Linked DNA regions of Homo sapiens: all the other regions are linked to region 4. A link is a loop called in an ENCODE intact Hi-C map of the cell type or tissue named here. Cell type or tissue: PC-9. All regions are shown on one strand. Links, peaks and the distances in the headings refer to the core of each region. The heading gives the core; the rest is flanking DNA.

Region 1 (7,378 bases), core at 995-5,994, 63 kb after region 4:
GGAGTTTGAGACCAGCCTGGCTAACACTGTGAAACCCTGTCTCTACTAAAAATACAAAATTTAGCCAGGGGTGGTGGTGGGCACCTGTAATCCCAGCTACTTGGGAGGCTGAGGCAGGAGAACTGCTTGAACCCAGGAGGCAGAGATTGCAGTGAACCAAGATCGCACCACTGTATTCCAGCCTGGGCAACAGAGCGAGACTCCATCTTGGAAAAAAAATAAAATAAAATAAATAAACTGCTCTAAGCCTTCATTTCCCCTCCCGAGGGAACAACAGGGATATTAATAATAACGTGCCTAGCCCATCATAGGCCTCGGTATGAAGAACAACGGTTTGTGAGGGCTAGTCTCCTCAACATGAGGGACAGAGGGACATTTTCCATGTGGTCAAATCATCTGAACTAAAGACACTATTGAGTTAAGAGGCACCAACTCATCATATGAACGAGAGATGGAAGTGACATTTCCCTTGGAGTTGCTCCCAGCTGGCACAGATTTGTGTGTAAACAAGTGTGGTACATTTCCCCTTTCAGTTGATGTAGCTTTCTGCAGACCAGCAGCTCCCAAACTTGCGCAGGCACTAGAATCACCTGGAGGGCTTGTTTCCAGACAGCCAGGCCCTGGCCCTGGAGCTCCTGACTCAGTAGGACTGAAGTGGGGCCCAAGAATGCACATTTCTAGCAAGGTCTCAGGTAAGGCTGATGCTGCTCCACTGGGGCCACACGCTGAGAACAAGGAGTTTCAAAGCCCGGCCAGCAGGTTCCATGTCTGTTTCTTCCTGGGGGTGAAACCCCTTGTCGCTGTGGGCCCCCATATCCCCCTTGTAATTGAATGTTTAAGGCCAGGCGTGGTGACTCACACCTGTCATCCCAGGTGTACCATAAACCCACCTATCTACCCACTACCTAGATTTGGTAATTATTATTTTCTGTATTTGTTTCATCTCACTCTGTGAGGTTAAAGATAAGTTAGACATTAGACATATCACTCCTAAGTACAATTAACAAATTTCAGTATCATCTAATAGCCTGTCCACATTCTAATATTCTCAGTTGTCCCAATATATAAAAATATATTTCACCATGCACAGTGGCTCACACCTGTAATCTCAACACTTTGGGAGGCCAAGGTGGGAGGATCACTTGGGGCCGGGAGTTCAAGACCAGCCTGGGCAACATGGCGTGACCCCCGTCTCTGTGAAAATTTTAAAAATTAGGCCAGGTGCAGTGGCTCATGCCTGTAATCCCAGCACTTTGGGAGGCCAAGGTGGGTGGATCACAAGGTCAGGAGTTCAAGACCAGCCTGGCCAAGATGGTGAAACCCCGTCTCTACTAAAAATAACAAAAAATTAGCAGGCGTGGTGGTGGGCACCTGTAATCCTAGCCACTCGGGAGGCTGAGGCAGAGAATTGCTTGAACCCGGGAGGCAGAGGTTGCAGTGAGCCGAGATCACACCACTGCACTCCAGCCTGGGCGATAGAGTGAGACTCTGTCTCAAAAAATAAAAAAATAAAAAATAACTTACATAAAATAAAAAATTTTTAAAAAATTAAAAGACCGGGCGCAGTGGCTCATGCCTGTAATCCTAGCAATTTGGGAGGCTGAGGCAGGCAGATCACGAGGTGAGGAGATTGAGACCATCCTGGCTAACATGGTGAAACCCCGTCTCTACTAAAAATACAAAAATTAGCCTGGCGTGGTGGTGGGCACCTGTAGTCCCAGCTACTTGGGAGGCTGAGGCAGGAGAATGGCTTGAATCCGGGAGGCAGAGCTTGCAGTGAGCTGAGATCGTGCCACTGCACTCCAGCCTGGGCAACAGAGCAAGACTCTGTCTCAAAAAAAATAAAAATAAAAATATAAAAATAAAAAATAAAAAATTAGCTGGGCGTGGTGGCACGCACCTGTGCTCCCAGATACTTGGGAGGTTGAGAAGGGAGGATTGTTGGAGCCTGGGAGTTCGAGACTGCAGTGAGCTATGATTGTGCCACTGCACTCCAGCCTAGGTAACAGAGCGAGATCTCATCTCTTAAAAAAAAAGAGGCCGGGTCGAGTGGCTCACACCTGTAATCCCAGCACTTTGGGAGGCTGAGGCGGGTGGATCACCTGAGGTCAGAAGTTTGAGACTAGCCTGGCCAACATGGTGAAACCCCGTCTCTACTAAAAATACAAAAATTAACTGAATGTGGTGGCATGCGACTGTAATCCCAGCTACTAGGGAGGCTGAGGCAGGAGAATCGCTTGAGCCTGGGAGGCGGAGGTTGCAGTGAGCCGAGATTGCGCCACTGCACTCCAGCCTGGGTGACAAGAGCGAGAATCCGTCTCAAAAAAAAAAGAAAAAAGAAGCGATTGGCTGGCTTGGGAGGTGGGTGTTTTAAATGCTGCGTTGCAGGATCTGTAGTCCTCTGGCTGATGAGTAAATTGGAAAACAGTTTGGCCACATGTATCAAGAGCCTTTGAAATGTTTCTGCTTCCTGGTGCTGTAATCCCCGTTCCTGGAAGCTCTCTCTTAAGAATAATCTAAGAGATGGACCAAGTGTAATGGCTGCCTGTGGCATGCAGAAAGCGCAAGTTGCAGGTATGTGTGTAACTCTATTTCTAGAGCTATAGACGGACAGAGTGGGAAGGGGGGATTCTGGCCGCAACCAGGTGCACTGACTCCAGAAGGATCCACGCTCTGCACAGATGAGCCGGGTTTATGAAGGGATCCCAGCCACCCTCAGTTGCTGGGCACCCCCACCTCCTTCTATCTTTATCTACCTACCCCGTGATGTCCTTCGTCTGGATGACGGTATCAAATCGTGGTTAGGCACATGGGCGTTGCAGTCGGACATCCTGGGGCTTGAATTCCAGCTCTGCCACTGACCCTGACCTCCAGTGCAGGTTACTGAACCCGCCTGAGCCTCAGTTTATCTTCAAATGGGGATAATCGTGCCTAAACGTCGAGTACAAAATGCTTCCCATAGACTGAGCTCCAATACACAGTCCCTACTGCTATCAGAAAAAAACACACAGTGGCGTGGAGAAGAAAACTCACTTTCAGAAAGCAAGGATGACACACCAGAGGGCAAGTTTGTTTTAAAATGGAAAGTTCTTGAGAGCAGGGGGTGTGTGTTTTCCAGGAGGAGGCTGTGGGTGCTTCCCAGTGTAAGTAAACAATGGCAGGAATCTGGGGAAATGCCTCGGTGAGCACTTACTACCCGTGGGTGCTTTCTATTCTCCCCCTGGTTTAGTCCCGTCTAGTCCCACAGGTGAGGAAACTGAGGCTGGGAGCCGGGACAGCATCCTCGGGCTCACACATCTGGTGAGCAGCACAGCAAGCTCTGAGCTCAGATCTGAGCAATCACCCAGCCCACATGCTGATCAGTGTAGTCCCGCTGCCTCTAATGGGTGGTTTCCTCAACACTGTTACTAATGAAAACTCTTTCAGGGTGCCACTGGCCAAAGTAGGAATGAGCAAATGGAAAAGGGAGACAATGAGGGCTCTGAGGCTCTGCGAGGTGGGTGCTCCCATCACACCACCCAATCAGGATGCGAACCACTTGCTGATTCACACACACGCAGACAATGGGGAATTATGAAGCCTTGTAAAAACAGCAGAAACACCCAACAGACCCTCCATTTTTTCTCTAGTTAGCCCCAGCCTCCAAAACTAGGGCAAAAGCCTAAGCTTTGCTGAGTCACAATCATTTATCAAGGTAATTTGTAGGCACAGCACTCGAGATGCTATGCAATTTTTACCCCATTCAACAAATGCAGGACAACCTGCCGGGGAAGATTAGTCCTTCCTAAGTAACAAGAAGGACTCTAAATTCTCAGATTCTGGGTTATTAAGAATAAGAAGAGGCTGTGCAAACTAGACCACAGCGTGCAGAGAGGAGATGTGTGAAGAGACTTAACTTTCCTCCCTACCCACAGCCACAACTAGGGAACCACATTCAATCTAATTGGGTGTTTTTGGCAGTCTGGCTGTTGCCTGCCCTCCAAGGCCTGCCAGGAACCAAGAATCCACCACCCAGGCTTAGACACCTGCAAGGGCACTTGGGTGGAAGAATCCTGTCCCCCTACCCTTCCTCCTGCAGGAAGAGGACAGCATCAAAAGGCGGGTAGCTGGTTCTCTGGTTGTTATTGGAAATATAGGAAGACGTGTCCATGGAAAAGTTGCATGGGCCTGGCACAGGTGCCTAAGGCTTCCCTTTGCTCAAGTCCACACTTGCACACACAGGTAAGGCTCCCTGGCTTCAAGTTTCTGATTTACCATTTTCCTATGTTTTCAAGCTTAAAAAAAATCACCGTGAGGATTCACTCTTTACTTATGAAACATACTTAAGTTCCCCACCTCACCCTCTAAAACAGAAAAAAAAGGGTGCTTATTTGTTGTCCTTTTTTGACAAGAATTATCTGTCTAAAACTTTTTTTTTTTAACTTTTTTTTTTTTTTTTTTGGTCAGCCAGGCTGGAATGCAGTGGTATGATCTTGGCTCACTGCAACCTCCGCCTCCTGGGTTCAAGTGATTCTCCTGCCTCAGCCTCCCAAGTAGCTGGGATTACAAGCATGCGCCACCACGCCTGGCTAATTTTTGTGTTTTTAGTAGAGACAGGGATTTGCTATGTTGGTTGGCCAGGCTGGTCTCGAACTCCTGACCTTAAGTGATCTGCCCGCCTCGGCCTCCCAAAGTGCTGAGATTACAGGCGTGAGCCAGTCTAAAAAGATTTCCATTTAAAAAGACCCTCAACTTGAACATGTAGCGTTCTCACCAGGCCCAGTCAGCATCAAGCTTTCTCAAGTTCAAGTTCACAGCATGACTAGAAAAAGCAGGCAACTGAAGACAAACGGAACTGCTGTTTGCAGGATCAGGCAACTTGGAGGAGAGGATGGCGCACAACCAGGGGAAACATGATCTGGCCTTCAGGTGTCCTATTTCCCCTCCTCGGCAAAAATCAGACACATTGATTTACTCCATGAATCATTTGGGGGAAAAAGATTTCAGCTGAACTCATGAGATTTTTTAAAAAGTAGCGAAAAAGATTGAACTATTTTTAATACTCACTGGTTTCCCAGGTCTGGAGAGGGTGGTTTGGCCTCGCCTCAGCAGTAACCAAGTGTCATAGCATTTTCTTTTCAACGTCAAGAGGAGTGTTGCAAAATAGTCCAAGTGGGAACACACAGGAACCGTGAGACTCTCTTGGTGTTGCTGTTCAGTAATAATGATGCACACTTTAAAAACACACGCACTCGGCCGGGCACTGTGGCTCAGGCCTGTAATCCCAGCACTTTGGGAGGCCAAGGCTGGTGGATCACGAGGTCAGGAGTTCGAGACCAGCCTGGCCAATATGGTGAAACCCTGTCTCTACTGAAAATACAAAAATTAGCCGGGCGTGGTGGCACATGCCTGTAATCCCAGCTACTCGGGAGGCTAAGGCAGGAGATCGCTTGAACCTGGGAGATGGAGGTTGCAGTGAGCTGAGATTGTGCCACTGCACTCCAGCCTGGGTGATAGAGCGAGACTCCATCTCAAAAACAAACAAACAAAAAACAACAAAACAAAACCACACACACACTCGGGCTGGGCGCGGTGGCTCACGCCTGTAATCCCACTACTTTGGGAGGCCAAGGTGGGTGGATCACTTGAGGGCGGGAGTTCGAGACCAGCCTGGCCAACACAGCCAAACCGCGTCTTTACTAAAAAGTACAAAAATTAGCTGGGCATGGTGGCGGACACCTGTAATCCCAGCTACTTGGGAGGTTGAGGCAGGAGAATTGCTTGGACCCAGGAAGTGGAGGTTGCAGTGAGCTGAGATCATGCCACTGCACTCCAGCCTAGGCAACAGAGTGAGACTGCATCTCAAAAAACAAAACAAAACAAAAATTAGCTGGGTGTAGTGGCATGTGACTGTAACTCCAGCTACTTGGGAGGGTGAAGTGGGAAGATCACTTGAGCACGGGAGGTGGAGGCTGCAGTGAGCTGAGACTGTGCCACTACACTCCAGCCTGGGTGAACCACGGATGTAATGTTTCCACACATATAATGTATAATGATTACATAAGGGTAATTAGCATATCCATCACCTCGTTACATTACATATGTAATTACAATATAACTCTGTCTCAAAATAAATAAATAAATAAATAAATAAATAACACACATTCACGAATGTAAACTAGTATAGCCGCTATGGAGAACAGCATGGAGGCTCCTCAAAACACTACAAATAGCACATCATATGATCCAGGCCAGTCGTGGTAGCTCACGCCTGTAATCCCAGCACTTCTGGAGGCAGGCTGAGGCGGGCAGATCACTTGAGCCCAGGAGTTTGAGACCAGCCTGGGCAACAATGGTGAAACCCCACCTCTACAAAAACAAAACACAAAAAACTAGCCAGGTGTGGTGGCATATGCCTGTGGTCCCATCTACTCAGGAAGCTGAGGTTGGAAGGTTGCTTTAGCCTTGGAGGTCAAGGCTGCAGTGAACTTAGATCATGCCACTGCACTCCAGCCTGGGCAACAAAGCGAGACCCTGTCTCAAAAAACAAACAAACAAAAAATTACTATTACTATTGGCTAGGGGCAGTGGTTCACTCCTGTAATCCCAGCACTCTGGGAGGTTGAGGCAGGCAGATCACTTGAGCCCAGCAGTTCGAGACCAGCCCGGTCAACATGGCGAAACCCTGTCTCTACTAAAAATACAAAAAAATAGCTGGGCATGGTGATGCATGCCTGAAATCCCAGCTACTCAAGAGGCTGAGGCAGGAGAATTGCTTGAACCCGGGAGCTAGAGGTTGCAGTGAGCTAAGATTGGGGCACGGCACGCCAGCCTGGGTGACACAGCAAAACTCTGTCCAAAAAAAAAAAAAGAAACATTACTATGTACTCTATGAGCATGTACAATTATTATTTGTCAATGAAAATAAATAAAATGAAACACACACACCCCCTCAAGATCCATGCTTATAATTAGGTAAACAGAATTTTGACCAAATCACCACAACAATTAAACAAAAAGGTCTTCTCCACAGATGGTTCTGGAATAACTAGACATCCATATGGAATGAAGGAATCTCAACTCTAGTCTCGTACCATCCATAAAAAGTTAATTCAAGATGGATCATAGATTTAAACATAAATGCTAATACTAGAAAGCTCGAAGGAAACACGGATGAATATAACTTGGGGGTTTCTTAGGCAGGACATAGAAAAAGTCTATAAAACAGACTTCATCCTAATTAAAAACTTCTGCCCAGTAAAAGATACTGTTAAGAAAATAAGCAAGCCCGCTGGGCGCGGTGGCTCAAGCCTGTAATCCCAGCACTTTGGGAGGCCAAGGCGGGTGGATCACGAGGTCAGGAGATCAAGACCATCCTGGCTAACACAGTGAAACCCTG
Region 2 (7,378 bases), core at 1,344-6,343, 140 kb after region 4:
GAGCCCAGGAGTTCAAGTCCAGCCTGGGAAACAAAGGGAACCCTGTCTCCAAAAAATGTTTTAAATAAAAACAATATTAATACAATGGCAAGTGTGATATTATCACATGCCAAAGTATTTTTGAATATTTTATAACATTGTATTTTAAAATTCTCAATGACCTGAGAGTTTCCTACAATGTCAAAATACTCAACACAAATTAGGAAACTGAAAAACAACTTCTGAAAGTCAGGTATACAGAGAGAAGAACACAGAATGCTTTTTTTCATTCTTTGTTTTTTGAGACAGTCTCACTCTGTCACTCAGGCTGGAGTGTAGTAGCACAACCACGGTTCACTGCAGCCTCAACTTCCCAGGCTCAAGCAATCCTCCCACCTCAGCCTCTCAAGGAACTGGGACTACAGGAGCTTGCCACCATGTCCGGGTAATTTAAAAATTTTTTTTGTAGAGGTGGGATCTTGCTACATTGCCAGGGCTGGTCTTGAACTCCTGGGCTTAAGGAATTCTCCTGCCTCAGCCTCCCAAAGTGCTGGGATTACAGGCATGAGCTGCTGTGCCCAGGCTAGAATGGTTTCTGTAAACTTTATCTTTTACTTTTTTTGTTTTGTTTTGTTTTTTTAAGACAGGGTCTCACTATGTTACCCAGGCTGGAGTGCAGTGGCTATTCACAGGTGTGACCATAGCTCACTGGAGCCTCAAACTCCTGGACTCAAGCAACCCTCCCGAGCAGCCAGGGCTATAGGCACGTGCCACCAAGCCTGCCTACACTTGTGGATTTTATAAAGTACTCTCTACATTTCTTTCCCTAGAAAAAAATATTACCACCCTTTAGATTCTAATTCTAAAGTGCTACATCTAATACCTCTAACATAAGTAAAGTCTCATTTTAAAGCATGTCCAATGAATAAATTTGCTTCTACTGCCTTTGCATATGCTAAGATTTTGATGGAGGAAAAAAAAAGTACCTGAAAGCAGCTTTCATGGAACCCAGCTATAAAGCTCCACAAACCCCATTTTTCCAGTGAGCTCACAGATAGTACCCTGTGCCCTATGTCAGCTTAGGGCAGCAGTTAGAGGCCTTTACCAACAGAAAAGAAAAAGCCTAGCTTGCTTCTAAGGCTACATACATCCAGATCTGTTCCACCAAAATCAAATCTGTGGCAAGGAGGTCCATGGCTACAGATTCTTCTGCTATGAGGCACCCAGGGAAATAGTCCAGAGGTCTGAATTGCAAACAAAATAATTTTAACTAATATAAAAAAGACCATCTGTTCAGTAACTAATTCCCTTGAGGACATGATATGGAAGTCAACTATCCAGCTTCCACCTTTACATAGTATATAAATGAGAAGAGAAAAGCGAGCAGGTTGGGTGCAGTGGCTCACGTCTGTATCTTAACACTTTTGGATTATTTGAGCCTGCCCAGGAGTTAGAGACCAGCCTGGGCAAAACAGTAAAACCCCATCTTTACAAAAAAAAACAAAAAACAAACAAAAAAACAATAATAATAATAATAATAATAATAATAATTAGTCTGGAGTGGTGGTGTGCGCCTATAGTCCCAGCTACTTGGGACGCTGAGGTGGGAGGATCACTTGATTGCGCCACTGCACTCCAGCCTGGGACAAAGCAAGACTGTCCAAAAAAAAAAAAAAAAAAAAAAAAACAGAAAGAAAAAGAGAATGAATGTTAAAATGTAGGCAGAGGCATGAAAAATAGAAAAGAAAGTCAGCTTGCAGAGCCAAGTTTATATCTTACCCCACCCTGATGTGGTTGGCCAACAGCTGATAGAGGGCTTTTCGGTAAAGTAGGTAGAAACAAACCCCACCAACCCTCAGGTTACCAGGCAATGTGCCACCATGTTATTAAAGCCATCATGGTGAGAGTTCCTGGGCAGGCAGCCCGCTGGAATGCTGAGTCATCTGTTCCCCCGCTCACAGCTGGCCCTCCTCCCCAGCACATGCTCTGCCCACAAGCACACTCTTTGGGGAATGCATTAGGAAGCAGCTACCTGAATGTATCCTGAAAATCACAGACAAGGCACTAAACACACACCCATTGGAGCCTGTTCTGTCACAACTCAAGCCAGAGTGCAGGCATAAATCACTGCCGTTTCTGGAAAGAGCACAGGCACACCTTGCACTCAGCTCTCTAGAGGCCTTAGCTAAATGCTGTTTAGATTATTTTTAAAAAATGTGGTTTTGACTGGTTCAGGATTTAAAAGAGTTAACAAACATCATATGAGCAGAAGGCACAATGGAATGAGTGTGTACACTCTGGGGTAGACAGCTCTACTACTGGAAGGCCACATGCCTCTCTGGGCAACTGTTTTCTTATCTTTGAACTGAGATGCTTTCCACAGTTGGCTTCAGGGAAAGCATCTAAGACTGGAGTCACAACAGAGTATTCACGCATGGGGCAAGGGGTGGGGACGCTAAAGCTGAACTTTGCCTTTAGTTAAAATTACCCTTGAAACTTCTTTCTTCACACTGGAGAACATGCGTCTCTCAGTGAAGCCAACACAGCTGGTTTTTCCTCCAGGGTCAGAACACACTACTGTTTCTCCTCTAGGACATCAGAGGAAGACGATGGCTTGCATGTGAGCACCATGTTATTAAACACACATGTACACACATGTGTGAACACACATGGTTTATAACCAGCAGGAAGCTTGCTACAAGAAGAGTGTGAAAGTTGATATTCACAAGGAAGGGGCAGAATCTACATCTCCCATTTCATCTCCAACTCACTGGGATAAGGATAAATACTTTTGCTGAGTGAAGTGACAAGCAAAACCAGTCTCACACCCTAAAAAATAATTAGCCACATCAAGTACATTTGAATTCACACAAGTTTCAAAATGTTATGATGTAACTCTACTTGGTACCTAGCAAATATACGATCTAAGCCTCTGTGCCTGTCCTCTGGTCACATGTACCCAAGCTAGTTCTCTGAAGACAAGGAAGGTGTTTTAGCTATTCTATACCTCCAGTGATATTTCTTCAGGAGAGAACAGCTAATACAGCTACTTCTCTCTGCTTCCGAACAGCCCTGGGCTTGCAATTACTACAAGCCACTGAAGAACCACGGCTTAACTTCTTAGGGCATGGATTTTACCAGAGATCAGGGAGGAAAAATTAAATAATTAATCTGGCAATTTAAAACAAATTAATATTAAAGTAAAATGGACATATTGCAGAATAGCATTTTTTTAAATTGTGAGAATGGTTTAAATAAAACATAAGACGGTAGAGATATTTCACCTTCTGCCCCCCTCACCCCGCTGCGCCCCTGAGTGCTCCTATCCACGCTGCTTTGGTGTTGTTTGAGAAGAACCTCCCCCCACAGAGGCACTGATACTAGCTGAATGGATTCTCCTTTCTGGGGAATGAGAACACCAGAAAGGAAAAGAGACTTCCACCTTCTCTTCTTGGCAGCAAGGAGGTGAATGTAATGTCCACATGAGGGTAGTTTATACATGTCAATTTGTATTCTAGGTGCACAAACAACACTCAGAGAGCTGTAAGGAGTTCTCTGTGGTTAGAAGCAATTCTGAAAAGAGCTGACTCATATGAGAAAAGCGTAATGCAGTATCTATTTCTTTTAGCAAAGGTGATAGAAACGCACGTATCATGAATATGTCATGCAAGGAAAGATGAGGGCAGCCTAAGCTGAGAAGGTGTTCAAATAAATTTCCTGTTTGAAAGGGATTATGATACTGCTCTTTTCCCTACCTACCTGTGGACACAACAGAAAGGTGGGAATCCTGTCCTATAAATTCAGGTTCTGGCCCTCATTTGCCCTACAAGTATTTCTTAGCCAAGGTGAAGTGGTCACCCGTGCATCTACCAAAATGGTCTGGACCACTGACTGGGCAGGTTTTGAGAAGCACGGTCACCTGCCTCAGGGTGGTAGCTATCATTTCCTGAGATTATATCACAGGTAGTACACGCTGCCAATGCTGTAGGCTCTGTTACCCTCACTTTATACAGAAAACTGAAGACCCTGTTGAATGGCTTGTCCATAGTCTTGCAGCTGGTATAAGGAGAACTGGAATACAAATTCAAGATGTTTCAATCATACAATGCTGCAAGGAGCTGATGTCAAGGAAGATACAAAGTAATGACCACCTACTCTGCTAGCAGATGGTGGTAAATTGTTCTTAGAAGCAGTGAACCAAGGGCATGATATCAACAGTCCTTGTGTGTGCCTTCTTCAGCAGAGAGGTCTACTGACTGTCAGTGAGTGTTCTGTCTAAACGAGAAGGGGCTTAGAGAGGATCATATCCTTTGACCTAGTAATTCCTCTTTTAGGAAATCATCCTATGAAAACAATCTGAAATGAGGACTAATTTTTAATGCACAAGGATACGTAAATTTTTAAATTAAAAATGTCTTCAAAACACAAACAAATGTTTAATAGTAGGAGAATAGTTAAATAATTATGCTATTCATATTCATTAAAAATTATGTGAGGTTGAGGGAGGCCGGCACGGTGGCTCACACCTGTAATCCCAGCACTTTTGGCGACCGAGGTGGGTGAATCACGAGGTCAGGAGTTGGAGATCAGCCTGGCCAACATGGTGAAACCCTGTCTCTAATAAAAATACAAAAAATTATCCGGGCATGGTGGCATGAGCCTGTAATCCCAGCTACTCGGGAGGCTGAGGCAGGAAAATAGCTTGAACCCAGGAGGCGGAGGTTGCAGTGAGCAGAGATTGCGCCATTGCACTCCAGCCTGGGTGACAGAGCAAGACTCCGTCTCAAAAAATAAATAAATAAAATAAATAAAAATTACGTGAGGGAGAAAGTAGGGAGAGGGGAGAAAAAATACGCTTTCAAAGCAATAATAACCAAACAAAATATAATCAATAAATTCTCTGGCTAGCTATTTGGGAAAAAGTAACATGAATGCCTCTCTCATAGGTTATACCATTGACTCAATCAACAAATATTTGCTGATCACCTATTTTAAGCATTGAGAAAAACTTAGAATAAAAAAATCTTTGCCCTCCTAAGACAATTCGTTAAGCAGTACAGTTTCATATGGGTATTTTCCTATATGTATGTTAAGCCTCCATTTAAAAGTTAAAATAAAAAGCCTGACTTCATGGATCTTACATTCTAGTGGTGAGATATAGACACTAAACAAAAAAGTAAAATATACAGTGTACGTGCAGTGCTATGGAGAAAACAAAAAGCAGGCAGTACTGAGATGTGGGTTGTGATTTTAAATTAAGTGGTCAGGGAAAGTCTTACTGATAAAGTTACCACATAACAATGCAAGATGCCAAATTTCAGATAAATTACATATCACTGTTTAGTATATCATACAATATTTGGCACACAGCTATTTTAAGTGAAATCTGGCAATCTTACTTACTGAAAGGCAAGTGAACAAACCTCATTCCTAATAAATTAAATGTTAATGCTTCTGAATAGGACACTAAAGCCAGAAACTATAAAAGAATAAACTGACAGATATACTATGGAAAATGTAAAGCTTTGGTTCGGCAACATAGGCTAGATTAAGAATAGCTGGGCACAGTGGCGCACGCCTGTAGTCCCAGCTCCTCCAGAGGCTGAGGTGGGAGGACCTCGAGCCCAGGAGTTAAAGGCTGAAGCTGGAGGGTGCTATAATCACACCTGTGAATACTGGGTAACAAAGCAAGATCTCGTCTCTTAAAACACACACACACACACACACACATACACACACAAAACTGTACAACAAATTGGGACAAGTATTTGCAAAATACAAAACTCAGGATTAATCTAAGCATCATTTTCTCCTATAAAATGAGGGGAGGGGGAAGATACCTGTGGTTCATACAATTATAAGGATTTCAGAACCATGTCTTGTACCTAATAACCAATGGTTCATTAAATGTAATAAATAATAATCATGATGTAGGTGTACTTATAAATCAGCAAGAAAAGCACACAATTCACAAAATAATATCAACCAATTAAACTTCTGAAAATAATTCTAGTGTCAGCTTTGGCAACATGTGAACTAAAATTTGAATGACATCCTTGCACAAAGAGGTCACAAAATTTTAAAAGCAATCCATTTTTTAAAAAAATCATCAATGGACATTAATGCTGCTGGATGAAAGATTACTGAGGAACAGGGTTTCACAGTCTCAAAGTATTACTCACAGAGTACTTATTTATTACAAAGCAGGAAGGCTACAATGGAAAAATCTGTGACCACTATTTACCTAAATGATGTCAAACCAGACATCAGCAATAAGGGAACAAACTGATACCATGTGCCTCTCAGTGTGATGCACTGAAAAGAGCACATCAACTACGTGGTACTCCCGCCAGAAACATTTAATCTGAATCTTATCATGAGACAATCAGAAACATACACATTGAAGGACACTGTAAAACAACTGATCTGAACTCCTCAGAAAAATGTCAATCTTGTGAAAATAAGAAACAGGCTGGGGAACTATTCCAGATTAAAGGAGACTAAAGACTAAAGAGCCATGATGACTAAAAGTAACACAAGACTTTGACTGGAGCTTGGATCCAAAAATAAAAATAGAAAAACTGTAAGGGACATTATTAGGACATTTGGGGAAATTTGATTACAGCATGGACATTAGATCATATCAAAATCATATCAGTGTTAAATTTCCTGAGTGTGATAAATATATTAGGGCAATATTTTTAAAAAGCCTGTGTTCTTAAGAGAAATACACTAAAATACTTCTAAGCAAACTGTTATGTCTCTGACTCTCAAGTAGTTTAGCAATAAAAAACAAATACATGTATACATGTTCACATATGTACATATTATGCTTGTGTATATATGTGTGTGTCTGCAGAGAGGGAGACAGAGCAAATATGATAGAATGTTGCCAACTTGTCTATAGGTTTGAAATTTTTCAGAATCAAAAGTGAAGCTGAATGCAGTGGCACGAGCCTTTAGTTCCAGCTACTTGAGAGGCTGAGGCAGGAGGACTGCCTGAGCCCAGGAGTTCAAGTCCAGCTTGGCCAATATAGTGAGATCTCACTGCCTTTAAAAAAAGAAAAAGAGTGGGAGAAAATATTAATAAAAAATAAAATGCATGAGGTCTAACTCCAAAAACAAACAAAAAAGGAAAGAAAATGCATTCTCTCTCAGTAGTAATCAAAGAAATGCCAGTAAGAATGGTTTTGAAAAAGACTTAATGTTGGAGAAGCGTAACTAATATAACCTTTTTTAGAGGGTGATCTGACAATCTATAAGAAATTCTGGGCCAGGCGTGGTGGCTCATGCCTATAATCCCAGCACTTTGGGAGGCCGAGGCAGGCGGATCACCTAAGGTCAGGAGTTCGAGACCAGCCTGACCAACATGGAGAAACCCCATCTCTACTAAAAATAC
Region 3 (7,378 bases), core at 993-5,992, 120 kb after region 4:
GAAGACAAATGACCTTGGGTACACCTGCAAACTCTCCAAGTCTGAGTTTTCTCACCTGGAAAAAAAAGCCATTGCTCCCCAATCTCATTTTCAGTGTGAAAGTACTTTGTAAACTGTAAAGAACCGGTAATGATATAAGTAAAATATTAATTTTCAAAATATTTGCAGCCAACATTACTATTTGGATATTATTCATTTTCAGAGTAACAAAATGAAAATAAACAAAACCACTAAGGGAAAACTATAAACCCTCACTATTTTCCTAAAATAAAATGACAACAAAAAGCAATATTGCCAGTGGTGGCGATTACTGTGTCACACACTGAAGATCTCCGGTATGTCTGTGTGCAGTGTTTTACATGCATTATATCTAATCTTCATAGTACGCTTGCAAGAGAGGAAATGTTTTTACTGGTGAGAAAGCAGGATCACAGAGGTCAGGGTTTTGCTGCAGACCATCCCTGGGTGAATGGCAGGGATAAGATGCAAAACCAGGTTCCTCAAACCCTAATACCAGGGTCCTTCTTATTACTCTGCATCTATTGGAGGTGCTTTATTATTTTCATTTTATTAATTTTTTTAAATGATCAGGCTTTATTACCTGTTCTGTTACAATGAGTTTTAAACAAATTTGTACACCCACATGTCATCCATCACGCAAATTAAGATAAAGAACATCCCCCTCACCCTCATGCCTGTTTTTAGACAGACTCCCACCCCTCCTTCACTGGACGAAGGCGCCTCAGATGTGTAGTACAATTATGGCATTATCTTCCTCAACTTGAAAACTTTGCTGTCACCACTGCTATCATCAGGGCTTAATTTTGCCTTCTCTTGAGCTACCTATAACTGGAATTACACTACATATGCATTTTTTTGTATTTATCTTATTTCAATAGTTTTGGGGGAACAGGTGGTGTTTGGTTGCATGGAAAAGTTCTTCAGTGACGATTTCTGAGTTTTGGTGCATCCATCAGCTGAGCAGTGTACACTGCACCCAGTGTGCAGTCTTTTATCCCTCACCCCCTCCTGTCCTTCCCCTGGAGTCCCAAAGTCCATTACATCATTCTTATGCCTTTGCTTCCTCATAACTTAGCTCCTATGCACTCTGCAAATTTAAGACAGCTGCACAATACTTAGGACATGCCTCTGCTCCTTCTGCCTTAAAGACTGCTAATTCTCCGTAATGCGCCTCTGGCTGGCAGCAGTACTTGAACACTGGGGCTTAATCCCCCCTTGGTGTTAATGCTTCAGACTAAGGCCAGGTCAGTTGTGTTCTGATCCCATGCTGCCCCCTCTTCTGAGGCTGCTGTGGATGGATCACGATGGCGGCATGGGAGTGAGGATCAATGGTGGCCTCTTGGTGCCCATTTGCTACTTCTGGCTTCCAGTTTAGGCATATGCGTTCCTAGCCCACTATCACTGCCAACAACTATTACCCACACTGGCAGTGAGACCATCAGAGCCTGGCCACGCTGTTCAGGGCAGTCTTTGTACCTGGTAGCTGCAAAGCGCCATGATGTCAGAAACAGAATCTGTCTACTTGCACCTAGAAAACCCCTGGATATGGAATAGTTCTCAATAAAAATGATGTGACTGAATGCAGAGCAGAATGCAGTGCTGGTGACGAGCATGCAGGCTGTGGGCACGTCGGCACTGGACAAGGGACTCCAGTTTACCAGGGACCTTAAAACAGAGGGAAAGACAACTGTATGAGAGGCAGATGTCCCACATCCGGCACCTGACACATTTTAATCTTCAACTAGGCCAGACTTCACTAAAACTTAGTGCAACAAAGGTTTCCGGAATGTCATGCCCTAAATATTTAGTCATCTAAAAAACAGAACAAAACAGGAAAAAACTCTACTTCTTCAGAAAACACAAATTTTTACTAAGAAGTTTGTGTACTTTTAAAATATTCACTCAAGAGTTAAAGAGAAAAAGAAAAAAAAAACCCTCAAAGTATTAGGGAGGCAGGGCACAGTGGCTCACACTTGTAATCCCAGCACTTTGGGAGGCCAAGGCGGGAGGATAACTTGAGCCTATGTAGTTGAAGACCAACCTGGGCAACACTGTGAGACCCCCGTCTCTAAAAAGAAAGTGCTAGAGAATGTTCATATTATACAATGTCTCCCAAAGAAGTGGAGTGGGTTACTGAAATGTGAGCTGAAAACAGCACACTCTGCCTCACTCAGGAGATAAGCGGTGAAAGCAGGCAGTTCTGGAGATGTGCTATTGAGTAAAGTTACTCATATCAGAGAGCCACAGAAATAGGATCCTTTCCTGAAAATCTTATTCCTTGGAACAGTTATTTTTCTTACTTTGAATGTGTCATATTTCTGTTATTTTTCACTCATTTACCCAGCCTCCCAACAATTCATATCCAATAACCATTGTCCACCCATTCTTCCATGTGGTAACTGCTTACTGAGTGTTTTTGTCCCAGGAACTATGTCAGGTATTTGGTAAATCAAGACACAATCTCCACCCTCTCTTAAAGGTCACCCTGTCACATACCAGATTTATGTAGTGGTGATTTCGCTGTAAGCTTGTCACTCCCTAAGCTTGTGACAGATTAAAATATGTTCATCTATCAATGTGGACATATGAGAACCCATTGGTTCTACCATCATTATTCTGTACCAATTGTTAACCAATGAGCATTCTCCTGGATTTTCTTCTATTTCAATTCTTTTTTTTTTTTAAGAAAGTTCTTTATTTTTATTAATATATTTATTTATTTGAGACAGTCTTGCTCTGCCGCCTACGCTGGAGTATAGTGGCGCCATCTAGGCTCATTGCAACCTCCGCCTCCCGGGTTCAAGTGATTCTCGTGCCTCAGCCTCCTGAATAGCTTAAACTATAGGCGTGCGCCACGACGCCTGGCTAATTTTTGTAATTTTCACAGAGACAGGGTTTCACCGTGTTGGCCAGGCTGGTCTCGAACTCCTGAGCTCAAGTGATTCGCCTGCCTCGGCCTCTCAAAGTGCTGGGATTATGGGCGTGAGCCACCGTGCCTGGCCTGGCTATTGCGTTCTTTAATCTAAAAGGTTTATTTTGATTTGCAAGCACACCCAAAAGGGATGACATCTGCAATAATCCCTCTGTTGCCAGGTGTGGTCGCTCATGCCTACAGTCCCAGCACTCTGGGAGGCCAAGGCAGGAGGACTGCTTGAGCCCAGGGGTTCGAGACCAGCCTGGACAATGGGGCAAAACCCCATTCTCCACACACACACAAAAAAAACCACAAAAATTAGCCAGATGTGGTGGCTTCAGACTATAGTCTCAGTTATTAGGGAGGCTGAGGTGAGAGGATTGACTGAGCCCAGGAAGTCAAGTCTGCAGTGAGCCACGATTGCACCATTGTACTCACTCCAGCTTGGGCAACACAGCAAGACCCTATCTCGAAAAAAATCCTTCTCTCAAGTTTAATTTGGATTACCAAGTAGGAGAGGAGGCTTGGGTCAATATTCCCCATGAAAGCAAAGGTGATGACAGGGTCACAGGCGAGCTGAGTTAATCTATTTAATGATATCTGATAGTTTTCAATAATTCAGCTCCCAGCTGATAGACAAATGTTACAAACAACTCCCTAACCATGGCGAGGGGATTTATCTGAGCACATTTGGAATTTAGGATCACTTAAAAGGGGAAATAAATAACAGTCCGCTTTTCACTGCTGGCCTCCACGTGGCAATAATTTACCAGCATTCCTTGAGTCCCAGCAGCTTTGCAGCTCTCGGCCTTTAATCTAGAAGCCAAGCTCTGGCTCAAAGCCACGCCTCTAATGGATGAATCAGCAAAATGAATTGGCTGTCAACTGTGTCCTCCAGCTATTCCAGCTCGCCTGTCAGAAGCAGCATGTAGCAGGCTGCTGGGTAAAACTAACCTTTTCCAAATTTGTCAGGGAAATGATTCAAGGCAATCTATCGGTCTTGCCACTTTGTGAAAGCCACTGGGGAACCAAATGTGCTAAGAGTCCTCCCTGTTTCCCTGGAGGTGAGTGGGAGCAGTTCCCTCACATAAGAGTCTCAAACACTCCGGCTTCACTGTGCCCAAGAACAGCACGGTCCGGGGTGGTCCAGTCTGATCCCAACCGGCCCACCCGGGGCATCCGGTGGAAGTCTTCGCCGGAGGATCCGAAGGCAGCATCAACGCGGTTGTCTCTTGACACTGCACACAGCATAGCATTTAATCTTCGGATGTTCTAGTCACCACACAAATAAAGAGACTGAGCATCGGAGAAACTAAACAGCTTGCCTGAGGTCTTGTAGGTAAGCAACAAAGCTGGCTTGAAACCAGGATGTGGCATTTATATATACATTTTAACAATGTTAATACTGCCACATGCCTGCTGTGTATTTATATGCATTTTGTTTATGTAGGTTGACAATTAGCTTATAAAATGCTTCCTGTATTAAGGAATTACTTAAAATGTTTAGACTTTATTGTTTTTTAAAGAACTTTCCACTACTGTCAAGCAAAGACTTTCCAACTAAGTTGATGCATTATGTTTATGAAGAGGAAGACAACATAAGATGTAGATTCCTTCCTAAATTGACTTATAGATTTACTGCAACTCCAGCAAAAATATTCCAACATTTTATTTTATTTTTTAAACAACTTCTGTGGAACAGGGCTAACTCATAGGCAGTGTGCCCAGAGTTGGCCTCCAACATTTTAATTAAATATTGAAAAAAATTAAAAGTAAGAAAAAAAAATCTCGGTAGAAAACAACAGTGGTTGTGAGAGCCTGGGGCTGGTGCTGGGGCTGGAACGGGAGAGGAAGTTGACTACAAAGAAGGGGAGGGCATTTTGAAGGTGACAGAACTATTTTATATCCTGATTGCAGTGCTGATTACATTACTGCATGCATTTGCTGAGGCACAGAACTGTACACCAAAGACGGTCACTTTATTATACATCAATTAAACCTCAGTTATTCTGGGAAACCTGAAAGATGAATTCTAAAATTAGAATAAAAGGGCCAACAATAGCTGGGACATTTCTAAAAAAGAATGGGAAGGGGGACTTGCTTTACTAGGTAAAAAAGCTTATTGTAAAGCTATAGGAATTGAGACAGTGGAGTAATGGTGCTGAGATAAACTGACCAATGGTACAGAATTCTAAGAGCCTAGAAAAACACGTATATATCTGTGAAACTTTGATTTTTGACAGAACTGCCTGGAAAAGGAAAAGCTGGAAAAATTGTTTATCCATGGGGGGGAAAAAAAAAGAAATTGGATTCTTAGTCACACCATGCCGAAAAATTCACTCCAGATGGATGAAGAGCTGAAATGTCAAAAGCAAACTCTGAGAATTTGAAAAGGAAATATAAGTGAGTATCTTTCTGAGCTTGAAGTAGGGAAGAATTTACAAAGATAGAAAAAAGGACAGGCATAAAAGAAAAGATCAATAAGTTTGGCTACATTAATATTAAAGCCTTTGTCCATCAGAAGACACTTTAAAGAGAAGAAAGACAATCTATAAACTGGAAGAAGATATCTGTAAGACATTCAACTGACAGGATTAGCACTAGAATATATAAAAATAGCCACAAACTAGTGAGGAAACAACTGCAGAAAAGTGGGCACAAGGCATGAGAAGCACGGTCACCGCACAGAAGGGAGGTGTGTGAGGCCAGTGGACATATGCAGAGATGCTCGGCCACAGACAAAGGCAAATCATGACTATGATGAGACATGATTCTATACCTACTGCGTTGGCAAAAATTATAAAAAACATTGATAATACAACTATTGGGAAGGTGTGGAGCAACAGGATCCCCAGTGGTTGTACGACCATTTTGGAAAACAAGTTAGTGTTCTCACTTAAAGATGATCATTCTCACTTCCTATGACCCTGCAATTTCACTCACGAATAATAAGAGATCAATACAATAGTTTCCAAAAAAAAAAAACTGTTCATAATAGCTAAAAAGAAAGAGAAAGAGGGCTCCAAATCCTTATCCTTGGGTAAATGGACAAATCTGCAGTATATTCACAAAATGGAATATTGTCTAAGAGAAAATATGAGTGAACTACAGCTACGCAGAATAAAATGGATGAATCTCAGTGATGTAACGGTGAATGATAAATGCAATCCCCCTCACGCCCCGCAACACACATACATACACACATGGCGGGGGTGTGTATGAGAGGGAGAACAAAAAATAGCAAGAAGATGATCAGCACAAACTTCAGTAGAATAGCTGGTACTGGAAGGGAATCAGGAGAACTAGAGAGGAGAAGAGCAATAGGTAGATGTAATTTATTAGTAATGTTTTAATTCTTTGGTTGAGTGGTGGTTTCACAGATGTGCATTACATTTTAAACAAACAAAATTTCTAGCACGCCTGTAATCCCAGCTACTCGGGAGGCTGAGGCAGGAGAATCGCTTGAACATGTGAGGCAGAGGTTGCAGTGAGCCGAGATCGTGCCACTGCACTCCAGCCTGGCGACAGAGAGAGACTCAAAAAAAAAAAAAAAAAAAAAAAAATTCTAGCTTTTCCATTGTTTTACCCTGTCCAACTACTAAAGGCCATTTCCAATACAATCTGCTTAAGTGAGAAGGTCTCTTTAAGATTAGCTCAAACTTACTCCTGTTTCAATGTCTTCGGTCACATGGAAGTGGAGCCCCTGAGTGGGACACATGTGGTGTAAATGCGTACTGCAACTCAGATGCCAGACTTCAGCCTTGCTCGGTGGCTAAGGGCATTTTTGCAGTCTGCTTCTTAGAGGGTTGAAACCAGTTTATTGTAGCAACTGTTTGTGGGTGGGGAGAGTGTACTAGGAAACTGCTGAAGCAGTTACACACCATTAGTCCTGCATTTTTTGCCATGGCCACTCTCAGCAAACATCAAGTTCTCAATGTCTAAGGGAATTGCCTATATTCGTATTAACCCAATGGTTACAACAAAGAGGGCTGGACATGGTGGCTCATGCCTATAATCCCAGCACTTTGGGAGGCCAAGGCTGGCGGATCACTTGAGTCCAGCAGTTCAAGACCAGCCTGGGTAACATGGTGAAACCCTGTCTCTACTTAAATACGAAGATTAGCCAGGCATGCCTGTAGTCCCAGATACTTGGAGGGGTGAGGCTGGAGGATTGTTTGAGCCCGGGATGTGGAGGTTGCAGTGAACTGAGATCGTGCCATTGCACTCCAGCCAAGTTGACAAAGTGAGACCCTGTCTCAAATAAATAAATAAATAAATAAAAATAAAACAAAGAAAGAGAACTATTTATTGGCTATTTCCTCTGTTAGCACAGAAAATCCTGTCAGCATTATCCTGGCTTTATAGATAAGGACACTGAGACTCATAAAAAGGGACTGGCCCAAGGTCCCAAAGATTACATGTGTAGGCTGGGACCCCAACCAA
Region 4 (7,378 bases), core at 1,564-6,563:
CAGGCTGCCCCATCCTGGGCATGAAAGACAAGCCCTCTCCAGCAGCATTGACAAGACACCCTTCCAGGGCCAGGCACGGTGGCTCACACCTATAACCCCAGCACTTTGGGAGGCCAAGGCAGGCAGCTCACTTGAGGTCAGGAGTTCAAGACCAGTCAACATGGTGAAACCCTGTCTCTACTAAAAATACAAAAAATTAGCCATGTGTGGTGATGCATGCCTATAATCCCAGGTACTCAGGAAGCTGAGGCAGGAGAATCACTTGAACCTGGGAGGCAGAGGTTGCAGTGAGCTGAGATCACGCCACTGTGCACCGGCCTAGGCAACAGAGGGAGACAAACAAACAAACAAACAAACACCCTTCCTAACTGCTTAGCTCAGATTTTGGGGTCGGATGGACATGGTTTCAAATCCCAGCTCTGCCACTTGCGAGCTCGATGAGCCTCATCTAGCTGAGCCCCCCACTGTGTGTCTCTAAAGCAGCAGTAATAACACCTGCTGCAGGGCAGTCATGCCAGTCACGTGAGATCATATACTCAAGCGCCAGCCACTGAGCCCAGCAGAGGGTAGGCATCGCCATCCTCACCACCAATAGCCCCTCACCAGACCAAAACCCCACAAAGAGGGTGCAGACTCAGAGCTTGCTGCAGGGTGGGATGAAGAACAAAGAGTAAGTTTTCTGTGTTACCCCCGCTTCCCAAGACGATGGGGATGCTGGAGGTTCTAGGTGCAGACGGGGCTGGGTAAGGATTCTCCCCCACAGGACTGAGTGCCAGGGAAGACAGATGCACATGTCGAGACCAAGGGGACCCAGGAGCAACAGAACAACAGCTTCCCCTGTGACGGAGAGAGGAGGGACATCAGGCAAAGATCAGGGGGCAGGAGCTGGGTCAGCCTGGCCAGGAGAGAGAAGAAGCCAGGCCCCTTTCTCCCCTCCTGTCAGTGGGGTCTGTATTCCTCATGCCAGGGACTTCCCCCCGACTCCCCTGGTCTATCCACTGTCTCCCCAAAACATTCAGCACCAATTCTTGCCACCCAACAAGGTTGAATATCAACCCCAATGGGGCTATATTTGAATTCTTCTTTTTTTTGAGACAGGGTCGCGCTCTGTCGTCCAGGCTGGAGTGCAGTGGTGCAATTTCAGCTCACTGCAACCTCTGCCTCCCAGGTTCAAGCCATTCTCGTGCCTCAGCCTCCTGAGTAGCTGGGACTACAGGCTTGCACCACCATGCCCGGCTAATTTTTGTATTTTTAGTAGAGACGGGGTTTCACTATGTTGCCCAGGCTGGTCTCCAACTCCTGACCTCCAGTGATCTGCCCGCCTCGGCCTCCCAAAGTGCTGGGATTACAGGCGTGAGCCACTGCGCCCAGCCTGAATTTAAATTTTTTTTTTTTTTTAGACAGAGTCTTGCTCTATTGCCCACTCTGGAATGCAGTGGCAAGATCTCGGCTCACTGCAACCTCCGCCTTCTGGGTCCAAGCAATTCTCGTGCCTCAGCCTCCCGAGTAGCTGGGATTACAGGTGCTTGCCACCACGTCTGGCTAATTTTTGTATTTTTAGTAGAGACGGAGTTTCGCCATGTTGGCCAGGCTGGTCTTGAACTCCTGACCTCAGGTGATCCACCCGCCTCGGCCTCCCAAAGTGCTGGGATTACAGGCGTGAGCCACTGCGCCCGACCTGGATTTGAATTCTGATGCTCCTACTTGCTAGCAGTGGCTTGGGGCCAGTTGCTCAGCCTGCTAACTTTAGTTTTCTCTTCTGTAAAGTGGGGACTAAATATCCTGTAACAGGGGTCACATGCTGTAACAGCACAGCACCCAGGGCACGGTGAGTGCTGCGTAGTGTGAGCCGAACGCGGGCTGCTCAGGGTCACCAGGGCCAGCTCCTTGGGCCCCCAGCAACAAATACTTCACTTTCCGCCCCCCTCTCCCCGACAATGATCCGCCCGCACAGCCGCTCTGGAGAAGAGCTTGTCTGTTTCCTGAAAACTGAATATAAACTTAGACATTTATACAATCACACTCCTGGGCATTTATCCCAGAGAAATGAAAGCTGATGTCCACATGGAAACCTGTAGCAGCTTTATTCATAACAGCTCCAAATTGGAAACAGCGCAGATGCCTCTCGATAGTCGACCGGTTCAGCAAACCGTGGCCCCTCCACACCGCGGAACACCACTGAGCAATAAGACGAATGAGCTGCCGATACTCGCCACTACTTGGATGATCTCAAGGGTGTTTATGCTGCCTGGGGAAAAAAGCCAACCTCAAAAGTCACATCCTGGATGATTCTATTTCTATAGCATTCTCAAATGACAAAGTTACAGAGATGAAGACCAGATTAATGGCTGCTGGGGGGCAGGGACAGTGGGGGAATGGGGTGAGTGTGACTGCCTGGGGATCTTGGTGGTGATAGGGTGATTCTGTTTTTTGTTGCAATGGTGGTTTGTGTGAATCTACACAGACAAAACAGCATAAAACTATACATGCAGGTTGGAGCGGTGGCTCACCCCTGTAATCCCAGCACTTTGGGAGGCCAAAGTGGGCAGAGCACTTGAGGCCAGGAGTTCAAGGCCAGCCTGGCCAACATGGTGAAACCCTATAACTATTAAAAATACAAAAATGAGGCCAGGTGTGGTGGCTCACACCTGTAATCCCAGCACTTTGGGAGGCTGAGGCGGGCAGATCACGAGGTCAGGAGATCAAGACCATCCTGGCTAACACGGTGAAACCCCGTCTCTACTAAAAATACAAAAAAATTATCCAGGCGTGTTGGCAGGTGCCTGCAGTTCCAGCTACTAGAGAGGCTGAGGCAGGAGAATGGCATGAACCCGGGAGGCGGAGCTTGCAGTGAGCCGAGATTGCGCCACTGCACTCCAGCCTGGGTGACAGAGCGAGACTCTGTCCAAAAAAAAAAATACAAAAATGAGCTGGTTGTAGTTGTGGGCGCCTGTAATCCCAGCTACTCTGGAAGCTGAGGCATGAGAATTGCTTGAATCCAGGAGGCAGAGGTTGCAGTGAGCGGAGATTGCACCACTGTACTCCAGCCTGGGTGACAGAGAGAGACTCTGTCTCAAAATAGTAAAAACCAAAAACTATACACGCGCTTTCTATTAATACCAATGTCAATTGCCAAGTTTTGATATGACAGATAATGATATTGGACATTGGATATTGTAGATCATGTGAGATGTAGCCATTGGGGGGAAATAGGTGAGGGGTACACAGGGCCACTGGGTAATCTCTGCAATTTCCTGTGGATCTATTATGATTTCAAAATTTAAAGTTTTAAAAAATGACATGCATGGTATGATGTCGGCAATTCGCTTTGAAATACTCCAGCCAAGAGAGGGAAGAGGCCGGAGAGGGAGCCTGCAAAGAGGTGAAACTAGAGTGGTAAAGTGCTTCTGCTGCCGAAGCAAGGGCGGGGATGCCGGAATGGCGGCTCGGTCTTCTCCACTGTGCATTTTTGAAATTTTCCATAATGAAGATGTAACTCTACCAAGCCGATATGCATGGGTGGGCTCACGTACACCCAGACACCCGCACGCAGGCATGCACCGGAGCGCTGACTCACGCTGCTCAGCCCAGGAATTCTTGCAGACGGCTGTGTGTCCACATGTGCGGTAAAGCAAATAAATAACGCTTAAACACCCTCGTGGAATCTGGCCACGCCAGGTCACATGTGTGTCAGGACACCTGCAGGGCAGGGCGGAAAGGGGTCCAGGGCTGCTTTGAACTTCCTGGAAACTGGGTGGGGTGGAGTTGGGTAATGACTATGATGGCTCACAATGGGACAGGGTCATAGGGAGGGGAAAGCTCCCAAGAAGAGGTGGCATTCGCAGCACAGGCTCCCTGGGCTGCCCCAGAGTCGGGGGCTGGAGAGGAGTGGGCTTCTGGGCCAGGGAAGGCTGGGAGTGGGGACGTCACTGCAGGGGGGCCGAGAGCCCTCAGTGTGGTGAGGGGACGGGAGGGGCTGTGGTGGTCACTCCACCTGAACCCCTTGATGGCGCCATTATTTCAGGATTTTTAAATGATGACTTAACCTCGGGGGAAGCACTTACTTGCTTGGGGCTTCAGTTTTGTCAACTAGAAAATGGGCCTGATGACAACACGAATCTCACAAGGTTGCCTTGACGGTCAGGCGAAGTGGCTATGGCCGTGCCCGGGGCCAACTTGGTGCCAGGCCCTGCGCTAAGGGCTCTATATGCATTAAATCCTTCAATATATGGTGCTGTTACTACCCCCATTTGCCAGATGAGAAACTAAGGTTCGGAGAGATTGATAAACTTTCCCGAGGTTACACAGTCATTAGGTTGAGGAGCTGCCATTTACATCTGCAGGTAAAGCACTTAGTTCAAACCCGCCCCCAGAAAGTGTTATTTTAAAGTTTAAAGTATGTTGAGGCCAGGTGCAGTGACGCATGCCTGTCATCCCAACATTTTGGGCAGCTGAGGCGGGAGCATGGCTTGAGGCGAGGAGTTTGAGAAAAGCCTGGGCAACATCATGAGATCCTGCCTCTCCAAAAAATGTTAAAAATTAGCCACATGTGGTGGCATCTGCCTACAGACTCAGCTTCTCGGGAGGCTGAGGGAGGAGGATGGCTCAAGCCCAGGAGTTTGAGGGTATAGTGGGCTGTGATCACGTCACTGCATTCCAGCCTGGGTGACAGAGCAAGACCCTGTCTCTTTATTTAAAAAAAAAACAAGGCTGGGTGCGGTGGCTCATGCCTGTAATCCCAGTACTTTGGGAGGCCAAGGCGGGTGGATCACCTTAGGTCAGGAGTTGTTTCTTTTTTTTTTTTTTTTTTTTTTTTTTTTTTTGAGACGGAGTCTCGCTCTGTCGCCCAGGCTGGAGTGCAGTGGCGCAATCTTGGCTCACTGCAAGCTCCACCTCCTGAGTTCACACCATTCTCCTGCCTCAGCCTCCTGAGTAGCTGGGACTACAGGCGCCCGCCACCACGCCCAGCTAATTTTTTGTATTTTTAGTAGAGACAGGGTTTCGCCGTGTTAGCCAGGATGGTCTCGATCTCCTAACCTCATGATCTGCCCACCTTGGCCTCCCAAAGTGCTGGGATTACACCAGCCTGGCCAACATGGTGAAACCCCGTCTCTACTAAAAATATGAAATTAGCTGGGCGTGGTGATGGCCACCCAGCTACTTGGGAGGCTGAGGCAGGAGAATCGCTTGAACCCGGGAGGCAGAGGTTGCAGTGAGCCGAGATCATGCCATTGCACTCCAGCCTGGCCAACAAGAGCAAAACTCCATCTCAAAATAAATAAATAAATAACTAAAAAACGAGCAAGCAAAAAAACCCAAAGCATGTTTATAGCTTGAACACTTGCTGGGATGGAAACACAGGGTAGAAAATGGCTATCTGGGGCGGGCATGGTGGCTCGCGCCTGCAATCTCAGCACTTTGGAAGGCTGAGGCAGGCAAATTGCTTAAGACCAGGAGTCTGAGACCAGCCTGGGCAACATGGCAGGACCCTATCTCTACAAAAAATTAAAAATTAGCTGGACATGGTGGTGCGTACCTGTAGCCTCAGCTACCTGGGAGGCTGAGGCGGGAGGATCACTTGAGCCCAGGAGGTCAAGGCTGCAGTGAGCCATTATTGTACCACTGTACTGCAGCCCGGGCAACAGAGTGAGACTCTGTCTCAAAAAGTAAAAAAAAAAAACGTAAGGCAGCATGGCTCATGCTTGTAATCCCAGCACTTTGGGAGGCCAAGGAGGGTGGATCACCTGAAGTCAGCAGTTCGAGATCAGCCTGGTCAACATGGTGAAATCCCGCTATCTCCATTAAAAATACAAAAAATTAGCTGAGCATGGTGGCGGGTGCCTGTAGTCCCAGCTACTTGGGAGGCTGAGGCAGGAGAATCGCTTGAACCCACGAGGCGGAGTTTGCAGTGAGCAGAGATTGCACTATTGCACTCCAGGCTGGCAACAAGAGTGAAACTCTGTCTCAAAAAAAAAGAAGAAAAGAAAAGAAAACAACTGTTTCCACTTAAAGACCTGCTACCAGACTTACCAGCTGAGTCTACAGGCAGATGCCACCACACATGACTAATTTTTAAAATTTTTTGTAGAGATGGGATCTCACGATGTTGGCCAGGCTTATCTCAAACTCCTCGCCTCAAGCCATGCTCCCGCCTCAGCTGCCCAGAATGTTGGGATGACAGGCACGCACCACTGCACCTGGCCTGAACATACTTTACAATTTAAAATAACACTTTCTGGGGGTGGCTTTGAACTATGTGCTTTACCTGCAGATTTAAAGATTTCCTGGAGGAAAGACAGGGACTGGAAGCACCCAGGTACTCCCGCCCCTGACCCCCTTGCCTCCAAGGACAACAGCTCCCACCAAAAACGGCCAGTTGCACCCAGCAAGCTGGGAGCGTGGGTAGCAGAGAGGGAGTCCCAGGCAGCCGAGCCGGTAGTGCCCAGCCCAGCCTACCACAGCTCCTGGCCCTCTGAGCATCAAATGTCACAAGGGGCTCCAGTGCCAGGGAACAGCAGCAGGGGCTCCAGGGCAAAGAGGATGACTCTCAGTCACCAACTTCAGAAGCAGTGCCACCTCACTCAACCCCATGTGACTCAGCCTCAGTTTCTTCCATACCGTGGGGCTGGCCAGGCCTGCCACCCAGGCAGCTGTGAGAACTGATCAGTGCCCACATGTCCCGGTCACCCCTGACTTTCCTTCCCTTCCCTGAAGCACCATCTCTTCACAGAGAAGTAAAAAGGTAGCCACGGCCGGGCGCGGTGGCTCACGCCTGTAATCCCAGCACTTTGGGAGGCCGAGGCGGGCGGATCACGAGGTCAGGAGATCGAGACCATCCCGGCTAAAACGGTGAAACCCCGTCTCTACTAAAACTACAAAAAATAGCCGGGCGTAGTGGCGGGCGCCTGTAGTCCCAGCTACTTGGGAGGCTGAGGCAGGAGAATGGCGTGAACCCGGGAGGCGGAGCTTGCAGTGAGCCGAGATCGCGCCACTGCACTCCAGCCTGGGCGACAGAGCGACACTCCGTCTCAAAAAAAAAAAAAAAAAAAAAAGGTAGCCACACCCCACAAGAACAAAAGGGTGGTGGTATTCAAGGGAGAGATGGGCAGCCCATGGCCCTGCTGGGGTGGCCCCAGAGATGGGCCTGCCCAGGGGGACGTAGGCAGGCAGGGGGTCAGCAGGGGCTGGCATGAGGGCAGCTCTGCTCACAGGGGCCAGCCTCTAGGGGATGGGACCTTCACCCCCAGACCTGGGGAAGAGCTGCCCTTCTGGCTGGGCACCGAACACAGGAATCCCTAAGAGGCTTGGTCTTTTCTTCTTCTGTAGCCCCCAGATGATAACATTCCTTACAGATAAAGTGAGGCACTGAAACACTTCA

Evidence for each region. A loop is a pair of places that touch in the nucleus more often than their neighbours do. Peaks named below come from ENCODE experiments on the same cell type or tissue, not always from the same donor. Only the 100,000 strongest peaks of a DNase experiment are listed, where the experiment ranks them.
Region 1: a loop joins it to region 4, with 11 times the contacts of the local background. A loop is called at or near these places in 2 of 110 quality-filtered maps.
Region 2: it touches region 4 in a loop (8-fold over the local background); 3 of 110 quality-filtered maps call a loop at or near these places.
Region 3: it touches region 4 in a loop (6-fold over the local background); 3 of 110 quality-filtered maps call a loop at or near these places.

Annotation. Positions count from the first base shown.
Region 1 is chr16:14,424,298-14,431,675 of GRCh38, forward strand. LINC03107 (long intergenic non-protein coding RNA 3107) reads right to left here and starts at 4,424. Exons shown (of 2, transcript XR_007065002.1): 1 at 1-4,424. In PC-9, for the core only: no CTCF peak of the experiment used is centred there; a DNase peak (open chromatin) is centred at 3,554; H3K4me3 peaks cover 985 bases; H3K27ac peaks cover 3,435 bases.
Region 2 is chr16:14,499,795-14,507,172 of GRCh38, forward strand. All of the region lies in intron 21 of PARN (poly(A)-specific ribonuclease), which reads right to left. Among named protein-coding and RNA genes, the nearest start is that of LINC03107, 75 kb to the left of the region's middle. RefSeq lists enhancers at 1,758-2,052, 1,778-2,072. In PC-9, for the core only: no CTCF peak of the experiment used is centred there; DNase peaks (open chromatin) are centred at 1,957, 2,847, 3,577 and 6,207; H3K4me3 peaks cover 812 bases; H3K27ac peaks cover 5,000 bases.
Region 3 is chr16:14,482,965-14,490,342 of GRCh38, forward strand. The region is part of intron 21 of PARN (poly(A)-specific ribonuclease); the gene reads right to left. LOC105371094 (a long non-coding RNA gene) reads left to right here and starts at 4,038. Exons shown (of 2, transcript XR_933105.3): 1 at 4,038-4,274; 2 at 5,179-6,078. RefSeq lists an enhancer at 2,704-3,639. In PC-9, for the core only: no CTCF peak of the experiment used is centred there; DNase peaks (open chromatin) are centred at 2,467 and 3,787; H3K4me3 peaks cover 1,266 bases; H3K27ac peaks cover 3,466 bases.
Region 4 is chr16:14,361,048-14,368,425 of GRCh38, forward strand. LINC02130 (long intergenic non-protein coding RNA 2130) reads right to left here. Exons shown (of 2, transcript NR_131191.1): 2 at 2,062-2,248. Among named protein-coding and RNA genes, the nearest start is that of LINC02130, 5.5 kb to the right of the region's middle. RefSeq lists an enhancer at 3,307-3,808. In PC-9, for the core only: no CTCF peak of the experiment used is centred there; DNase peaks (open chromatin) are centred at 2,274, 2,905 and 3,644; H3K4me3 peaks cover 1,156 bases; H3K27ac peaks cover 3,223 bases.